Regions from separate parts of the Homo sapiens genome. Here regions 2, 3, 4 and 5 are each linked to region 1. Evidence: chromatin contacts called from ENCODE Hi-C or POLR2A ChIA-PET data. All regions are on one chromosome and are shown on one strand. The core of a region is the stretch at or near the end of the contact, and the rest is flanking DNA. Distances in the headings are between cores, read along the strand shown. Region 1 has its middle 25 kb from the start of ADGRE1. Region 2 holds the start of KHSRP (KH-type splicing regulatory protein). Region 3 holds the start of TNFSF9 (TNF superfamily member 9). Region 4 overlaps INSR (insulin receptor). Region 5 holds the start of CD70 (CD70 molecule).

Region 1 (3,300 bases), core at 378-2,877:
CCTGGCAAACAGCCAAACCCCATCTCTACTAAAAATACAAAAGTTAGCTGGGCTTGGTGGTGGGCACTTGTAATCGAGCTACTCAGGCAGCGGAGGCAGGGAGAACTGCTTGGAACCCAGGAGGTGGAGGTTGCAGTGAGCTGAGATTGTGCCACTGCATTCCAGCCTGGGCAACAGAGCAAGACTCTATCTCAAAAACAAAAAAACAAAAAACAAAAAAAAAAGAAGAAAAAAGAAATCAGATGCGGTGGGACTATTTACACCATAGGAATGGGCACATTCTATGCGAATATCCACTGTTTGAATCATCCCCACTCCGGCCAGGCATGGTTCACACCTGTAATCCCAGCACTTTGGAAAGCCAAGGCAGGTGGATAACCTGAGGTCAGGAGTTCGAGACCAGCCTGGCCAACATGGTGAAACCCCGTCTCTACTCAAAAGAAAATACAAAAATTAGCTGGGCGTGGTGTCGGGCTCTTGTAGTCCCAGCTACTCGGGAGGCTGAGGGAGGAGAATCACTTGAACCTGGGAGGTGGAGGTTGCAGTGAGCCAAGATCACACCATTGCCCTCCAGCCTGGGCGACAGAGTGAGACTCTTTCTCAAAAATAAATAAATAAATCACCCCCACACCACGGCTCCCCAAATCCTGCAGCTTAGAGCTCAAACATCCAAACCTGACTTCTGAGGCCCCCTAACAGCCTTCTCTTTGGAAACAGTCTAATCAGAGAGTTTGAGACACTGAAGCCAAATCACCGAAGGCCACCAGAGGGCACTACATAGCTTCAAATTGGTGCTGTGGGGTTACAATGGGCAAGATACGCGGAACTTGGTTCCGCGGCTCAAATGCCAGGACAATGCGGAAGTGTTGGCTGCCTAAGAACAAGTCCCGCCTTGCGTGAATGGTACCCATGAAATATGACAGCTCCCTATGTGACAATCTGCCTCGCGCCTCACTTCATTGCCTGGAATTCCACCATTAGGGAGTCATTCCTTTGGATAAAAAATGTTCCTCTGGAAAAAAAAAAAAAAAGTTCCTCTGGGCCGGGCGCGGTGGCTCACGCCTGTAATCCCAGCACTTTGGGAAGCCGACGCGGGCGAATCACCTGAGGTTAGGAGTTCGAGACCAGCCTGGCCAACATGGTGAAACCCCATCTCTACTAAAAATACAAAAATTAGCTGGGCGCTGTAATCTCAGCTACTCGGGAGGCTGAGGCAGGAAAATCGCTTGAACCTGGGAGGCGGAGGTTGCAGTGAGCCAAGATCGCGCCACTGTGCTCCAGCCTGGGAGACAAGAGCGAGACTCGGTCCCACCCCCACCCGCCCCCCCCACAAAAAATGTTTCTCTTCCAGAAAATATTAAATAGTTCAAGTTGAGACCCCTAGAAAGCACTAGAAATTAAAGACGTGGGAAGAATCCTCAGACCACAGAAAACAGCTGTAGGTGGAGACCCTTCCACCTACTTTGTATTTCTCTGCCTTCTCAACAATATGAACGTGTTTGGCTGCGGACGTTGGCTCACGCCTGCAATGCCAGCGCTCTGGGAGATTGCGCTATCGAGGTGGCGCACTACTGCTGCTGTCCATCAGGGGGCAAGCGCGGCTTTAATTTGTGGCTGTCTGCGGTGGGACTGCCTGGCGATGTGTCTGTGTGATGTTTAGGAATGTCCCTGTTTGATCTAGTGGGTGTCTGTCTGACGGCGTTTGAAGTCTATATCCGCTGATTTCATTTGTCTTTATCAGTGTTTGTAAATTCTTAGGGCTGGGGGTAGGAGTGAGTGAGTGTGTGTGTGTGTGTGTGTGTGTGTCTGTCTGTCTGTATTGGGGGCTGTCCGTTGTACATTCACCATGTTGGCCAGGCTGGTTTCGAACTCCTGAGCTCAAGTGATCCACCTGCCTCGGCCTCCCAAAGTGCTAGGATTATAGGCATGAGCCACCACGCCCGGTCTCCCAACAACTTTTCACCCACCCCACCCCCACTTTCCTCCCTCTCCAAGCAAAATGAGCCCCTTGAAGTTTCCAGAACCTACCAGGATCACTATCATTTGCCCCTCTCCCTAAAAAACTTTCCCTTCATTATTTATTATTATTATTATTGAGTCTCACTCTGTCGTCCAGGCTGGGGTGCAGTGGTGCAATCTCAGCTCACTGCAATCTCTGCCTCCCAGGTTCAAGTGATTCTCCTACCTCAGCCTCCCGAGTAGCTGGGATTACAGGCACCTGCCACCACACCGGCTAATTTTTGTATTTTTAGTAGAGATGGGGGTTTCACCATGTTGCCCAGTCTGGTCTCGAACTCCTGACCTCAAGTGATCCGCCGCCTCGGCCTCCCCAAGTGCCGGGATTACAGACATGGACCACCGTGCTAGGCTGTCCCCTCATTTATTTTCTAGGTGACTCCATCCAGCTGATTATACAGTTGCCACCTTAGATGTTTCCTCCTCCAGGAAGCCCTCCCTGACCATCCTCCCCTACTCAAGCCTGGGTTAGATCTGTATTTGCTCCCACAGCCACCTGTGTTCCTTATGAAATTCATCAACTCTGTGTTATAATTGCCTGGTTGATTGTTAAGTCCCCTACTGGATTATACGTGCTTTTCAGGCAGGTCTGCGCCTGAGTCATTCACACAGCCTGGGGCTGAAGGTGAGGGCCACCCAGGAACTCCAAGAACAAGTCCATGACCTCAACCTCACCAACACCCTGAACTAGACAGCCCAGGTAGCCACCTTAGGCCATAGGTAGGTTCATGGTGTGACTCTGGGGGAGTCACGGGAGGGGCAGAAACCCCCCGTCCTAGTTCCTGATCCCTTGTGACTGCATTGCTTCCTCCAACACCCATTTCTAGATTCATGGTTCCTCAAACATGAAAAACACTTCACTCCAGGCTTCAGAGGCTATATCCTGCACCTGGCCAGGTGTGTGCAGGTACCATCTAGGCGTTGGCTTACCTGGGGTTGCAGAGAGAGCTAGGATATACCAAGATCCCCACCCGGCACTAGAGTGACGGTTAAGAGCGTGGTTCTGTGCTTAGGTGCATACCGACTCTCTGCCTGTGGCGAGCTGATTTTATCTTTCTCTGGTTCAGAGAGGCGAAGTCTTTCCCAAAACTTTATAGCTAATTTCACAGGGGCACAGAGGACCTTAGAATCTCTTGGAGCCCTGACCACTATGCTCTATTTCATATAAAAATAAAAACTGGCCAGGCCCAGTGGCTCACGTCTGTAATCCCAGCACTTTGGGAGGCCGAGGCGGGCGGATCACAAGGCGAGGAGATCAAGACCATCCTGACTAACACGATGAAA
Region 2 (3,300 bases), core at 540-3,039, 440 kb after region 1:
TCTCTGGCCTAGTCCTGATCTTGCCTGTGTCCCTGCAGATACCGTGGAGGGCTCAAATCCCACCATGCGCGGAGTCCTCCAGCGGATCCTGGCCCAGCAGGGCTGGCTAGGGCTGTACCGAGGCATGACCCCCACGCTACTGAAGGTCTTACCAGCAGGTGGCATCAGCTATGTGGTGTACGAAGCCATGAAGAAAACCCTGGGCATATAGGCTGTGAGCTGGACGACACAGCCTAGGCAGAAATGGGACAGGAGGACCTGATGACCCCTGGCCCCAAAGAGCCCTCGAGGCCTCAAGGTTCAGGCCCTGGGGCAGTTTTTGGTGGCAAAAGCAGGCTGGGGGTGGGGGTGGGGCTCTGGGTCAGAAGATTCCTGAAGCTGGGGTTGGTGGTGGGTGGAGGGGGGCAGTGCTGGGTCAGAAAACTCCTGGGACTCCCTCCCCAGGGTGCAGCCTGAGACAAGAAACGTGGACTCCAGTCTGGCCCCTTGTGGGTCGTCCTGGCTCCAGGGCGAAATGGTGAACATGTCACACAACAAGGAATAAAGAGATGGTTTTTGCTGAACGTGTCTGGATACTTGGGCCTAGGAGTGGAACTGGGTGCATGAGATCCCTGGACCCAGTAGGGGAGCTGGGGACCTTGGGCCTCTGGGTCCTGAATGGGAATTTGTGTCCAGGAGAGGAAGTGAGGACCTAGGATAGGAGCTTGAGGCTTGGATCCCAGGGCCTTAGGCGAAGGGAGTGAGGGGTGTGAAGTGAGGGGTGTGATCGAGGCTGTGATCCCTCGATCCCGGTTGTTGGAACGGTTCTGGACTCGTGAGTGGGGCTGGTTCCTTGAGTCCTGCAAGAGAACTGGACGCTCTAGATGGGGGGTCGAGAGAGAAGAAGGCCCGGGGGATCCCGAGTTTCCTGCTTTCCGGCCTCCCCACCTCCGGAAGCGCTCGATCTCTAAGGCTTCAAGCGGGCCACGTGCCGGGCCTACCCAACCAGGCTGCCGGTGAGCTAACCCAGACATCAGGCCTGAGTTCGGGCAGCCGATTGCCACCGCCCACGTCGGCTGCCATTCACTACAGTTCCCGCTAATCCCCTCGCTGTCTGGTGGCCGACTCCGCCCCAATGCAGCGGCGCTTCCACTGGCTCCCACCAAAAGTGGGCGCTTTGATTTCCTTCATTCCCATTTGTCCAGACCAGTGTCAGTCACCGAACACCCACCCATGTCGCTCAGCCATTGGCTTAGAAGTCAGGGATAGAAAAGGATTCTGGTTAACAAGGGAAGCAATTAAAGTCCAAAGCCAACCTCATCACCCAGAACTCGTCAGGAATTGGATTAATTGGCTGCCCATCTTTACAAGCACCACCTCTCACGTGCATTCATTGGCTTGTGTCCACGACTATCAAACCTAACGCCCACCCAGCCGGTCCATAGGAGTCTTCCACTAGGCCCGGCCTTACAGTCCACGTGACTCTTCAGAACCGTCAATCTAATTCTGAAGCCGCCCCGCGAATCTGGCACTCGCGTTTCATTGGGCCTCCTGCCTTCTCAGATCTCCTTCATTTGCCCGCCCAGCACGGGCAGCTCGCAGCTATTGCCTCTGAGAGCTGTCAGTCACTCTGAGCCTCCCGCCCACTGCCCCTCATTGCACTCCGATTGGCCACCTCCTACAGAGCTCGCGATTGGTGTCCGGGGTGCGGCGGCTGCCTCCCATTGGCCCGCCGGAGTCGTCCGTCACGTCGGCGGCGGGAGGGGCGACTCTCTCCCCCCTCGTCGTCCTCCCAGCGGCTGGGTTCCCAGAGTGCTCCGCGGCCGTGTGGAGCGAGGCCTTGTTCCCGCGTTGAGCCGCCGCCGCCGCCGCCGCCTCCTCAGCTTCAGCCTCCGCGCCAGGCCCGGCCCCGCCGCGCCATGTCGGACTACAGCACGGGAGGACCCCCGCCCGGGCCGCCGCCGCCCGCCGGCGGGGGCGGGGGAGCCGGAGGCGCCGGGGGAGGCCCTCCGCCGGGCCCGCCAGGCGCGGGGGACCGGGGCGGCGGCGGTCCCGGCGGCGGCGGCCCGGGCGGGGGGTCGGCCGGGGGCCCCTCTCAGCCACCCGGCGGAGGCGGCCCGGGAATCCGCAAGGACGCTTTCGCCGACGCCGTGCAGCGGGCCCGCCAGGTGAGGAGGCCGAGGGCCTGAGGGGCGCGCTCGCGCGCGCGCGCAGGCGGGGGAGGGGGCGGGGGTCACGTGCGCGCGCGCGCGCAGGGTCGCGGAGGGGGGCCGGGGCCGTCGCGGGGTCACGTGGGCGGTAGGCGGGGGCCTGGCCCTCCCGCTGCGCCTCGAGTGGGATCCCAACGGGTGACCCCCCTGCAGGGAGTAGGGGCGCACTGGGGGTCACCAGGAGCGGCGCCTGGGTGTGCAGGCGCCCCGGAGCTCGGAGACGCACTTTTGGGACCCCCCCCTTAGCCCCCCGGCCTTAGGACATGCCTGGAGGCAGGGGTCCACCTTCCCGGGCGGAGGGCCTTTACTCTCCCCTCCATATCAGGGCAAAGGGCAGTGTTTGCCCCCAACCCAGTCCCATTTCTGTCCCCTCTCTAGGAGAAAGGGACATTGTGGGGGTGGGAGGGACAGTCCTTCCTCTTCAGTCGGGAAAGTGGATGGGGACCTGTCTAGGGCTGAGCACTTGGGCGAAATGGGGAAGACGAGCATGGGGACTGGCTCTTGGATGCTTTGGTGGCTTGAAAGCGTGGTCTGTCTCTTTGGGGGAAAGAAGGGAGGGTCTCCCACCCCCGTGTATTGAGGCGTAATGACAAGGAAGTGTCACATGCTGCTAGGACTGACCTCTCCAGCTCCATTTGCAGCCTCCCCATGGCCTGGAGGGGTGGGGGTCGGTAGAATGGGAGGACTTTGCCGCCGACCGGCTCCTGGGCTGTCCCAATGCCTCCGGGGCTAGAGACTGGCTCCTCCCAAGGTGGGAGGTCCCGTTAAGTGAACGCCTGTGTTCTGGCCCTCTGTCGTCTCTCTCACCCTTGGAGTTGGGTGGGTTCTAGCGTGCATTTGGTCTTATTGCCCATGGAACCGTCTGATTCTGGGACAGCTTGAAGGGAGGAAGCTGGTGCTGTCAGTTGGTGGGGACAGGCCCCCTGTGGGCATCCCATGAGTTTTGGCTCTAGGGCAGCGTAGAAAAATGGAGACTGGTGGAAAGGGAGATTCTTAACATGGTTTGGGTTTCTAAACCCCAGACTCTGATCCTAAGTTTGCTGGGTTGAGGTTTCTTTAAAGTTGCTCTTCACGTGTCTGAGATGTAACTTGTGTCCCATAGAGTCTTGGT
Region 3 (3,300 bases), core at 429-2,928, 330 kb after region 1:
GGTCCCCAGAGTCTGTGCCGACCTGAAGCCTACGCTTCCCTTCCCTCCCAACTAAAGAACAGAGACCGCACACACACACACACAAACACACAAACACACGAACACAAACACAAACGAACACACACACGAACACCCACATTAACACACAGACACACGAACAAACACGAACACACACACGAACGCAAACACAAACACACACAAACACCCACACGAACACACACAGACACACACGAACACAAATATCCAAACACACCCACATGAACACAAACACCCACACGAACGAACAAACACAAACACCCACACGAACACACACCCACACGAACACAAACACACCCACGAACACACACACATACGCACCCCCACACGAACACACACACACGAACACAAACACCCACACAAACACGAACACACACACACACACACACACACACACACACGAAGCTGGTGGCTCAACCTGCCCCAAGGACAGATCTCCAAGAATTCAGGAGGGAAAAGCGATCCCTCTTCTTTCCAGCCCCCTTGGGGGTATTCCCCTGGGGGTCTTGAAAGGGAGAGGGGTACCTCAGATGTTGGGGATAAGGCTCTTTGGGAGTTAGCAAAGGAACTGGGGGTCTCCTTGGCGGTCCCAGATAAAGAGGAAGTGCCCCCCTCGGATCGGGGATGGAAAAAAGGTTCCCCCCAGAGATGCAGAGCTTGTGGGGGTGCGGGGTAAAAAGAGGTGCCCTCAATGTCCTAAGTCCTACATAGAGAAAGGAAGCCGTCGAGGGTTGGAGAACCGCGGAGGGTCCCCCGTCCAGGGTGCAGATGGGGTGCCTTGGGAATGCGGAATGAAGAGGGGTGCCCCCACCCACTGCCACATGGAGGGAAGCCAGCCTTTCTCCGACCCGGGGTGCAGAAGACGTATCCCTGAGGGGTTGAGGACTGTGGGGGTCTCCTCCTCCTGGCCTGGGGTGCTGATGGGGTCTCGGGATGCGGAATGAAAGGGGTGCCCTCCCGTGCAAGACGGAGAAGGAGAGCCCTTGGAGGTCCAAAAAGAACTTGTGGGGGTCTCCTCTCCCCCTCCCGGGATACAGATAGGGTCTCGTAGCGGGCGCAGGATGAAAGGGGTGCCCCCCGGACTAGAAGAAGGAGACCCTTGGGGGGTCCAAAAAGAACTGTTGGGCGGTCTCCTCCCCGCCCCCGGCCTGGGGTACAGATGAGGTGTCGTAGGGGTGCGGGATGAAAGGTGTGCCCCCCCGGCCTCGGTGCTAGATGGAGAATGGGAGCCCCGGTGGGTCTCCTCTCCCCGGCCGGGAGTGTAGAACAGGTGTCCCTGGGGGTGCGGGAGGGAGAAGGGAGTCCCAGAGGGGCGGTAGGGGTCTCCCGCGAGACCAGCTACCGAGGGTCGGGGCACGTCTCACCTGCCGCAGGTCCAAGAGGCCGGCGGGATCGTCGGGCGAAAGCTCGGGACCCTCGCGGAGTCTCGGGCTGGCCGCGGAGCCGGGCGAGGCGCGAGCCCCGGACACGGCCCAGGGGCAGGCGAGGAAGACGGCGCAGGCGGCAGCGAGCAGCAGCAGCAGCAGCAGCCCCGCGACCAGGGCCCAAGGCAGTACGCGGCAGGCGCGAGCGCGGGGCGCGGGAGGCCACGGGGCTTCGGGGTCCAGTGAAGCGTCAGAGGCGTATTCCATGACGAGAGACTGCGGGAAGACACAGCGCGCCGCTTTTTATAGCTGCTTGGCTACAAAAGGAGGCCACGCCCCTCCGCCCGCGGCCACGCCCCTCCGCCCGCGGCCACGCCCCTTCCCAGCCCAGAGCCTTTCCCCTCGTCCCCGTGACTCTGCGGAATTTTCTCCACTCGGATCTCTCTCCGCTTTTCGCTCTCCTTTCCGTTTCCGGCCTTCCAAGCTCGGCTCCAGGTTCCTTTCTCCCTGCTGTCTCTCCATCGCCCTGGTTCTCCCTCTCTGCCGCTCTTTCCCGGTATCTCTGTGGGTCTCTTGCTGACTCAGTCTCCTTTGCTCTCTGTGTCTCCCCGTTAACGTCTTTCTCTGTCTCTGTTGATTGCCTCTGCAGTGGGTGGAAAGAGATCTTTCTCTCTCTCTGCCAATTTATGTCTATGCGTGCCTCTGTGCCTGTATTATCTCTGTCTCTGTCTCTCTCTATCTCTGTCTCTAATTCTCTCTCCCTGTCTCTGGCTCTGTTATCTCTGTCTCTGTATCTCTCTGTCTAACTCTGTCTCTGGCTGTTATCTCTGTCTCTCATTGTATCTCTCTCTGACTCTCTCTCCCTGTCTCTGGCTCTGTTATCACTGGCTCTGTCTCTCTATCTGTCTTCTCTCTCTCTGCCTCTGACTCTCTCTCCCCATGTCTGGCTCTGTTATCTCTGTCTATATATCTCTCTCTGTCTCTGACTCTCTCTCCCTATCTCTGGCTCCGTTATCTCTGTCTCTGTATCTGTCTCTGGCTCTGTTATCTCTGTCTCTCTATCTCTGTCTCTGACTGTCTCTGGCTCTGTTATCTTTCTCCCTCTCTCTGCTTCTGTTATCTCTGTCGCTGTCTCTGGCTGTGACTCTCTCTCTCTGTCTCTGTGTCTGGCTCTCTCTGTCTCTGTCTCTGACTCTGTCTCTGGCTCTGTTATCTCTGTCTCTATGTCTCTGTCTCTGTGTCTCTCTCCCTGTCTCTGGCTCTTTTATCTATGTCTGTCTGTCTCTTTCTCTCTGTCTCTGACTCTCCCTATCTCTGGCTCTGTTATCTCTGTGTCTGTCTCTCTGTCTCTGACACTCTCTCCCTGTCTCTGGCTCTGCTATCTCTGTCTCTGTATCTCTCTTTGTCTCTGCCTCTCCCTGTCTCTGGCTCTTTTATCTATGTCTGTCTTGTGTCTCTTTCTCTCTGTCTCTGACTCTCCCTATCTCTGGCTCTGTTATCTCTGTGTCTGTCTCTGTCTCTGACACTCTCTCCCTGTCTCTGGCTCTGTTATCTCTGTCTCTGTCTCTCTGTCTCTGGCTCTGTTATCTCTGTCTCTGTATCTCTCTTTGTCTCTGCCTCTCCCTGTCTCTGGCTCTTTTATCTGTGTCAGTCTGTGTGTTTCTTTCTCTCTGTCTCTGACTCTCCCTATCTCTGGCTCCGTTATCTCTGTCTCTCTCCATCTCTGACTCCCTCTCTTTATGCATCTCTGTGTCTCTCCCTGTCTCTGTATGTCTCTGGCTCTCACTCTTTCTGTCTCTCTCCCTGTTTCTCTCTGTCTCTGATTCCCTCTGTCTCTCTCTGACTCTCTGTCTCTCCCTGTCTCTCTCCTTTTCCTTCTTTAGTCTCTCTTTGTCTCCTT
Region 4 (3,300 bases), core at 1-2,500, 320 kb before region 1:
CCGCAACTTCTACCTGGACGGCAGGTGTGTGGAGACCTGCCCGCCCCCGTACTACCACTTCCAGGACTGGCGCTGTGTGAACTTCAGCTTCTGCCAGGACCTGCACCACAAATGCAAGAACTCGCGGAGGCAGGGCTGCCACCAGTACGTCATTCACAACAACAAGTGCATCCCTGAGTGTCCCTCCGGGTACACGATGAATTCCAGCAAGTGAGTTCTGGATGTGGGTCTGGGGGGCAGCCGAGAGGAGAAGGAACGTGGGGTTGGTTGTGACGATGCCGCTTGTTAAAACTGTGTGCAAACCCAGGGTTAATTGGCTATGAGTGAGGTCTCTGCTCTCAGATGCTACTTTTGCACCCTGTTTTGGTCCTGGGCTTGGGAGTGGGAGTTGACTACCTTTTTCTCTAAAGGACCAGATAGTATATACTTCTGGCATTGTGCCCACCATTCTTTTTTTTTTTTTTTGAGATGGAGTCTTGCCGCAAGACTCCCAAGCTGGAGTGCAGTGGCACGAACCTGGCTCACTGCAACCTCTGCCTCCTGGGTTCAAGCGATTTTCCTGCCTCAGCCTCCCAAGCAGCTGGGACTGCAGGTGCCTGCCACCATGCCCGGCTAATTTTTGTATTTTTAATAGAGACAGGGTTTCGCCATGTTGGTCAGGCTGGTCTCGAACTCCCAACCTCAGGTGGTCCACCTGCCTTGGCCTCTCAAAGTGCTGTGATTGCAGGTGTGAGCCACCGCACCCAGTCTGGCATTGTGGACCTCAGTTCTAAGCTTTCTGTGGTTGGCTTCAGAACAAGAAAATATAATAAGGACAGAGTCCTTGGTTTTCCCTAAAATCCTCCACGTGGCCTGTCCTCACTGATGTAGCTTCATCATTGTCACATAAAGGATATACCAAGGTCTTTCGTGTCTTCCCTGACCTGTAGCCTGGTGGTGTGCCAAGATTAGCCCAGAACATACTGTCTCCAGGAGGAAGAGACTCGCTTCTGCATTATTCTCAGGGCTTTGCTGTTCTCTGAAGGACAGTATAATCAAACCATTTCCTGCCGTTTGGGTGAGAAATAGCAGGGTTTTCTCTCTTCGACAGAGTCAGATTTCCTACGCACATCGCAGACTTTCTGTTCGTACTGTGAGCTTCTTCCATGAGCTATTTTGGGGCCGTAACTGAGTTGCAAAAATCTGTTTCCTGGTTTTTGTATTGAGGTTTTATGTTTTGTTTTAAAACACACACACACACACACACACACACACACACACACCACAAAACAACACAAAAACAAATCAGAAACAGACACACATCAAGAGGCCTTGAGCTGACCTGCTTACGTAAAGTATCTTCCTCTTCAGACTTGAGAATTAGCCAAGCGAGAGTGTTGGGGTGGGAAATTGTATTTCCCTGGGTGGAGAGGGCGGGAAGGAAAACAAGCTGTAATTTCAGTTCTTATGACTCTTTCTTTGAGTGTTTGTGAAACCTGCAAGTACAATATGTTTTGTTTTGCTCGTTGTTGATAAAAACCTACCAAAAAAACCTTTTGGCTTTATTGACCAAAAGGGTCTATAAATCACCTTTTCATACCAGACAGACTTTTGTTTTAGGTTTTTTTTTTTTTTTTTGGCCAGTGTATTCCCAAGATTGAGGAAATGACCATATTCCTTTTGATTCATTTCTTTCTTTTTAAAATCACAATTGAAATAAAAAAAATGGGTTAATATCTTCTGGCAAGATGTTTGTTTAAAAGACATTGGCCTTAAATAAAAGGCATTTTTCCCTCACCTTAACAATGGCCTGAGAAATATAGCAACCTCCTTTGATTTTCTCACTGATGATGCGGGAGATGCTAAAACAGAAACCCTGAGAAATTGACCGCACATCCTTGGTATCTGGGACCTTTCCTGAACGGAAGAAAACAAAGGAGAGGGGGGTGCATTGTCACCGTATTTTATTGCGTAGGTTTAAAAAAATTAATATTTTTATTTCTGAAGCTTTTAATTAATTAATTTATTTATTTTGAGACAGAGCCTCACTCTGTCACCCAGGCTGGAGTGCAGTGGCATGATCTCAGCTCACTGCAACCTCTGCCTTCCAGGTTCAAGCCATTCTCCTGCCTCAGCCTCCCAAGTAGCTGGGATTACAGGTGTGAGGCAGCAAGCCTGGCCAATTTTTTTTTGTTTGTGCTTTTGTTTTTTTGAGATGGAGTTTCATTCTTGTTGCCCAGACTGAAGTGCAATGGTGCGATCTTGGCTCACTGCAACTCAGCCTCCCGGGTTCAAGTGATTCTCCTGCCTTAGCCTCTAAGTAGCTGGGATTACAGACATCTGTCACCATACCCAGCTAAATTTTTCTTGTATTTTTAGTAGAGACCGGGTTTCATCATGTTGGCCAGGCTGGTCTTGAACTCCTGACCTCAAGTGATCCACCCACCTCGGCCTCCCAAAGTGCTGGGATTACAGGCATGAGCCACCGCACCTGGCCTGAAGCTTTTCTTTTTATCTTATGAAAGACTTAATCGTACTGTGGCATTTTCTAATGTGGTTTGATATCAAATAGGGCCAGATGTTTTCTTCCATTCTGGTGGCTTATCTGGGAAGGAGTTCTTGATGTTTTCAGAGCAGAGTTCTGGGAACCCATGTTAAAAGGCCTTGGCCAGGCACAGTGGCTTATGCCTGTAATCCCAGCACTTTGGGAGGCCGAAGTGGACGGATCATCTGAGGGCAGGAGTTCAAGGTCAGCCTGGCCACCACGGTGAAACCCCGTCTTTACTAAAAATACAAAAACAAAAAAAAAATTAGCTGGGCATGGTGATGCATACCTGTTATCCCAGCTACTCGGGAGGCTGAGGCATGAGAATTGCTTGAACCCAGGAGGCAGAGGTTGCAGTGAGCTGAGATCACGCCATTGCACGTTAGCCCCCAGGCAAGTGTGACAAGAGTGAAACTGCATCTCCAAAAAAAAAAAAAAAAAGGTCTCACCATCTACTGTCGTTCCAAAGTACCTGCTGGGATGTAATAGCACAGTGCTGCTTCCTGAGATGAGAAGGACCAGATATTTGTGATGAATAAATTTTCAATGCGTATGGGGTATCCACTGGGAAGGGGAGAATTACCTAAAATCCTTGATTCTTCTTGGCCTCTCTCACTTCTTCCTATTAAGCTGAGGTCTCAAATTTGTCTACACCTCCATCTATTTCACCATCATGTCTGGTCTGACCCAGTCCCCTTGAACAATCTCTTTGCTCCTGCTTCCATTCTAGTGACACTGGTAAAAAGTGGCCACCTGGGCCAGGCGCGGTGGCTCAC
Region 5 (3,300 bases), core at 488-2,987, 270 kb after region 1:
TTAGTAGAGACGGGGGTTTCACCGTGTTAGCCAGGAGGGTCTCAAACTCCTGATATCAAGTGATCCGCCTGCCTCAGCCTCCCAAAGTGCTGGGATTACAGGCGTGAGCCACTGCGCCTGGCTCCTTCTTGGTGTTTCTTGACTTTCATCTGCCTCATTCAGTTTCTGTTTCTGTTTTCACACGGCTCCTTCTCTATGAGCCTCTTTTCTCTCCACCTGAGGGCCCACTCTAATCCAGTATGACCTCATTTAAGCCTAATTATATCTGCAAAAAAAACCCCGTAATTTCAAAATGAGGTCATATTCTGCAGTTCCAGGAGGCCATGAATTCTGGGAGGACACCGTTAACCCACTACAGCCATCGAGAACAGCAGCAGGAGGCTGGATGCGGTGGCTCACACCTGTCATCCCGGCACTTTGGGGGACCTACGCAGCAGGATCGCTTGAGCCCAGATGTTTGAGACCAGCCTGGTAACATAGTAACACCCTATCCTCTACCCCCCCCAAAAAAAAAATTAGCCGGGCATGGTAGCGTGTGCTGGTAGACCCAACTATGCAAAAGGCTGAGATGGGAGGGTCACTGAAGCCCAGGAGTTTGAGGCTGCTGTGAGCTGTGTGGCGCCACTGCATCCAGCCTGGGCAACAGAGCAACACTCTGTCTCTAAAAATATTAATTTAGGCCGGGCGCGGCGGCTCACGCCTGTAATCCCAGCACTTTGGGAGGCCAAGGCGGGCAGATCACGAGGTCAGGAGATGGAGACCATCCTCGCTAACATGGTGAAAACCCATCTCTACTAAAAATACAAAAAGTTAGCCGGGCGTGGTGGCGGGCGCCTGTAGTCCCAGCTACTTGAGAGGCTGAGGCAGGAGAATGGCGTGAACCCGGGAGGCGGAGCTTGCAGTGAGCCGAGATGGCGCCACTGCACTCCAGCCTGGGCGACAGAGCGAGACTCTGTCTCAAAAAAAAAAAAAATAAATAATAAAATAAAATAAAAATAAAAAATAAAAATATTAACTTAATTTAACTTTAAACAAAAAAGCAGGTGGTCTCCAAGAATGCAGGAGATAACTGACCGGGTGCAGTGTCTCATGCCTTTAATCCCAGCACTTTGGAAGGCCAAGGCGGGTGGATCACCCAAGGTCAGGAGTTCAAGTCCAGCCTGGCCAACATGGTGAAACCCCATCTCTACTAAAAATACAAAAAATTAGCCAGGCATGGTGGCGCGCGCATGTTACTCCCAGCTACTCGCGAGGCTCAGACAGGAGAATCGCTTGAACCCAGGAGATCGAGGTTGCGGCGAGCTGAGATGGCGCCACTGCACTCCAGCCTGGGTGACAGAGGGAGACCTCCGTCTCAAAAACAAAACAAATCAAAAAAATGCAGGAGAGGGGTACACGAATATTTGGGGAGCACCCCCAATTCTTGGATGTCTGCTGTATCCCCAGTGCACAGCACAATCTAATCCCTAATAAATGTGCAGTGGAGGTTTGTTGAATAAATGAATGGGCCCCAGAAGAATGAGGTGGAGAGGGGAATAGGAAGATTGAATGTCTCCTGCCTGAAGGTCGGGCGGGGAGGGGTTGGGGGCAGGCAACTCTGAGGCTCACCCGGGGCCACTGCCTGCATCCTGGCAACTGCCTCCACCCACTTTAGGATCTTCAGACTGGCAGCGGTTGGAGGGAATTTCCCCTCGCCAATTGCTCAAGTCCCTCCCCTCGACCGGCCGGACATCCCCAGAGAGGGGCAGGCTGGTCCCCTGACAGGTTGAAGCAAGTAGACGCCCAGGAGCCCCGGGAGGGGGCTGCAGTTTCCTTCCTTCCTTCTCGGCAGCGCTCCGCGCCCCCATCGCCCCTCCTGCGCTAGCGGAGGTGATCGCCGCGGCGATGCCGGAGGAGGGTTCGGGCTGCTCGGTGCGGCGCAGGCCCTATGGGTGCGTCCTGCGGGCTGCTTTGGTCCCATTGGTCGCGGGCTTGGTGATCTGCCTCGTGGTGTGCATCCAGCGCTTCGCACAGGCTCAGCAGCAGCTGCCGCTCGAGTCACTTGGGGTGAGTTGAGATGGAAAAGTTGGGAAGAAAACATAGAGAGGCGCGTGACCGAAAAGACAGAATGAGATGGGTACAAAGAGGCCAGAGAGGAAGATCTGGTAGGGCAGAGACAGAGACCAGAACAGGGAGGCGAGGCGGGGACCAGGCTGCCCGGTGTAGGGGCTACGAGACAGGCAGCCCTGCCAGGAGGTACAGGGAGATCCCGGGATGGGAAAGGTAGGCACACATGGAAATGGAAGATGACTCGGCTCTGGTGTTCCCCCGGCAGGCTGACTCAGAGGCTGCTGGGGGCTTCACAAGGCTGGGCGTGGGGGCTTCCTGGGGCCTCCTAGGACGGGATGGCCCCAGCCACTCGCTCCGGGTGGGGGAGGGGTCCCTTTGGGGACCGCGCCGGGCGCCTTTGCAGCGTAGAGAGTCCGCTGCGCGCGGTGCTCTCGCGCCCAGTGACATCCAGGAAAACGATTCGGGAAACGAAGAAGTTCTTTTGAAGGTCTCGACTTCACGTTCCCCGCTGGTTCAGACCTGCTTCCTCTTTAAGAAGTCTTAAGAGTAAAAAAAAATAAAATGAAATAAAATCACCAGTGCGCGCCGTGGGATGAGAGGTGGAAAGGAGGATGGACAGAGAAAAGAGAGCTCCTGGCACAGGGGACACATAGAACCTCTCTGCTTACGTCCGTGCCCTGTTTTCTGGTCTTTTCTTCCAGTGGGACGTAGCTGAGCTGCAGCTGAATCACACAGGTAACACGGGGGACGTGGAGGGACGGGGAGAAGAAGAGGCACAGAGAGAGAAGGAAGGAGAGGTAGAAAGACAAGTGGGGAGAGACAGAGAGAAAGAGACACAGACAGAGACGGAGGGAGAGAGGGAGGGAGAGATAGGGAGGGAAACGGAGAGGGGGAGACAGAGAGAAGACAGAGAGGGAGGGAGAGGCCCAGAGAAAGGGAGGGAGAGACAGAAAAAAGAACAGAGAGAGGGACAGAGGGGACAGACGGGACAGGAGAAGAAGGGGAAAGAAAGAAACAGGGAGAGACGCAGGGAGAGTGGAAGAGGGAGGGAGGGAGACAGGCGGGGGAGACAGAACGAGAGAGAGGGAGAGAGACGGAGAAAGAGAAAAAAGACAGATAGAGGAAGAGAGAATAAAAACGAGAGAGGCGACCTGGCGTGGTTGCTGGAGCCTGTAATCCCAGCGCTTTCGGAGGGCGCGGCGGGTGGATCACTTGAGCCCAGGAGTTTGAGACCAGCCTGGCCAACATGGT

The links. Hi-C counts contacts between places; a loop is a spot of excess contacts on that map. ChIA-PET counts read pairs that join two places held with the same protein, here RNA polymerase II (POLR2A). Pooled maps may share reads with other maps.
Region 2: a map of naive thymus-derived CD4-positive, alpha-beta T cell shows a loop between it and region 1 (15-fold over the local background). The contact joins the promoter of KHSRP here to the enhancer-like site in region 1. A Hi-C loop is called at or near these places in 1 of 168 maps with a recorded cell type or tissue (naive thymus-derived CD4-positive, alpha-beta T cell), 11 of 37 single-sample maps with no recorded cell type and 16 of 50 pooled maps. POLR2A ChIA-PET finds 5 or more read pairs at or near these places in 3 of 52 experiments (CD4-positive, alpha-beta memory T cell, CD8-positive, alpha-beta T cell and activated T-cell).
Region 3: a map of mammary epithelial cell shows a loop between it and region 1 (4-fold over the local background). The contact joins the promoter of TNFSF9 here to the enhancer-like site in region 1. A Hi-C loop is called at or near these places in 10 of 168 maps with a recorded cell type or tissue (CD4-positive, alpha-beta memory T cell, Jurkat, K562 and 7 more), 4 of 37 single-sample maps with no recorded cell type and 13 of 50 pooled maps. POLR2A ChIA-PET finds 5 or more read pairs at or near these places in 12 of 52 experiments (AG04450, GM10248, GM12878 and 9 more).
Region 4: a loop to region 1 is called in a pooled map, with 4 times the contacts of the local background. The contact joins two enhancer-like sites. A Hi-C loop is called at or near these places in 3 of 50 pooled maps. POLR2A ChIA-PET finds 5 or more read pairs at or near these places in 2 of 52 experiments (CD4-positive, alpha-beta T cell and activated T-cell).
Region 5: a loop to region 1 is called in a map of GM12878, with 6 times the contacts of the local background. The contact joins the promoter of CD70 here to the enhancer-like site in region 1. A Hi-C loop is called at or near these places in 1 of 168 maps with a recorded cell type or tissue (GM12878), 21 of 37 single-sample maps with no recorded cell type and 8 of 50 pooled maps. POLR2A ChIA-PET finds 5 or more read pairs at or near these places in 6 of 52 experiments (GM12878, H1, activated B cell and 3 more).

What each region holds. Positions count from the first base shown.
Region 1 is chr19:6,861,223-6,864,522 of GRCh38, reverse strand. No RefSeq gene overlaps it. Among named protein-coding and RNA genes, the nearest start is that of ADGRE1, 25 kb to the left of the region's middle. RefSeq lists an enhancer at 1,380-1,519. Within about 2 kb of position 1,627, at least 14 of the 41 ENCODE cell types and tissues checked have a DNase peak (open chromatin) inside an H3K27ac peak, as active enhancers do; they include CD8-positive, alpha-beta T cell, GM12878, PC-9 and 1 more, where a contact is called at or near this core.
Region 2 is chr19:6,423,300-6,426,599 of GRCh38, reverse strand. KHSRP (KH-type splicing regulatory protein) reads left to right here and starts at 1,789. Exons shown (of 19, transcript NM_001366299.1): 1 at 1,789-2,147. The coding sequence starts at 1,899. SLC25A41 (solute carrier family 25 member 41) reads left to right here. Exons shown (of 7, transcript NM_173637.4): 7 at 39-563. The coding sequence ends at 211. RefSeq lists an enhancer at 1,362-1,481.
Region 3 is chr19:6,529,404-6,532,703 of GRCh38, reverse strand. TNFSF9 (TNF superfamily member 9) reads right to left here and starts at 1,678. Exons shown (of 3, transcript NM_003811.4): 1 at 1,401-1,678. The coding sequence starts at 1,667. RefSeq lists enhancers at 1-299, 901-1,000 and silencers at 1,411-1,480, 1,621-1,850.
Region 4 is chr19:7,181,226-7,184,525 of GRCh38, reverse strand. It overlaps INSR (insulin receptor), which reads left to right. Exons shown (of 22, transcript NM_000208.4): 3 at 1-210. Among named protein-coding and RNA genes, the nearest start is that of INSR, 110 kb to the left of the region's middle. Within about 2 kb of position 1,250, at least 26 of the 41 ENCODE cell types and tissues checked have a DNase peak (open chromatin) inside an H3K27ac peak, as active enhancers do.
Region 5 is chr19:6,589,587-6,592,886 of GRCh38, reverse strand. It overlaps CD70 (CD70 molecule), which reads left to right and starts at 1,737. Exons shown (of 3, transcript NM_001252.5): 1 at 1,737-2,046; 2 at 2,751-2,784. The coding sequence starts at 1,885. RefSeq lists enhancers at 1-17, 38-497, 1,568-1,967, 2,468-2,837.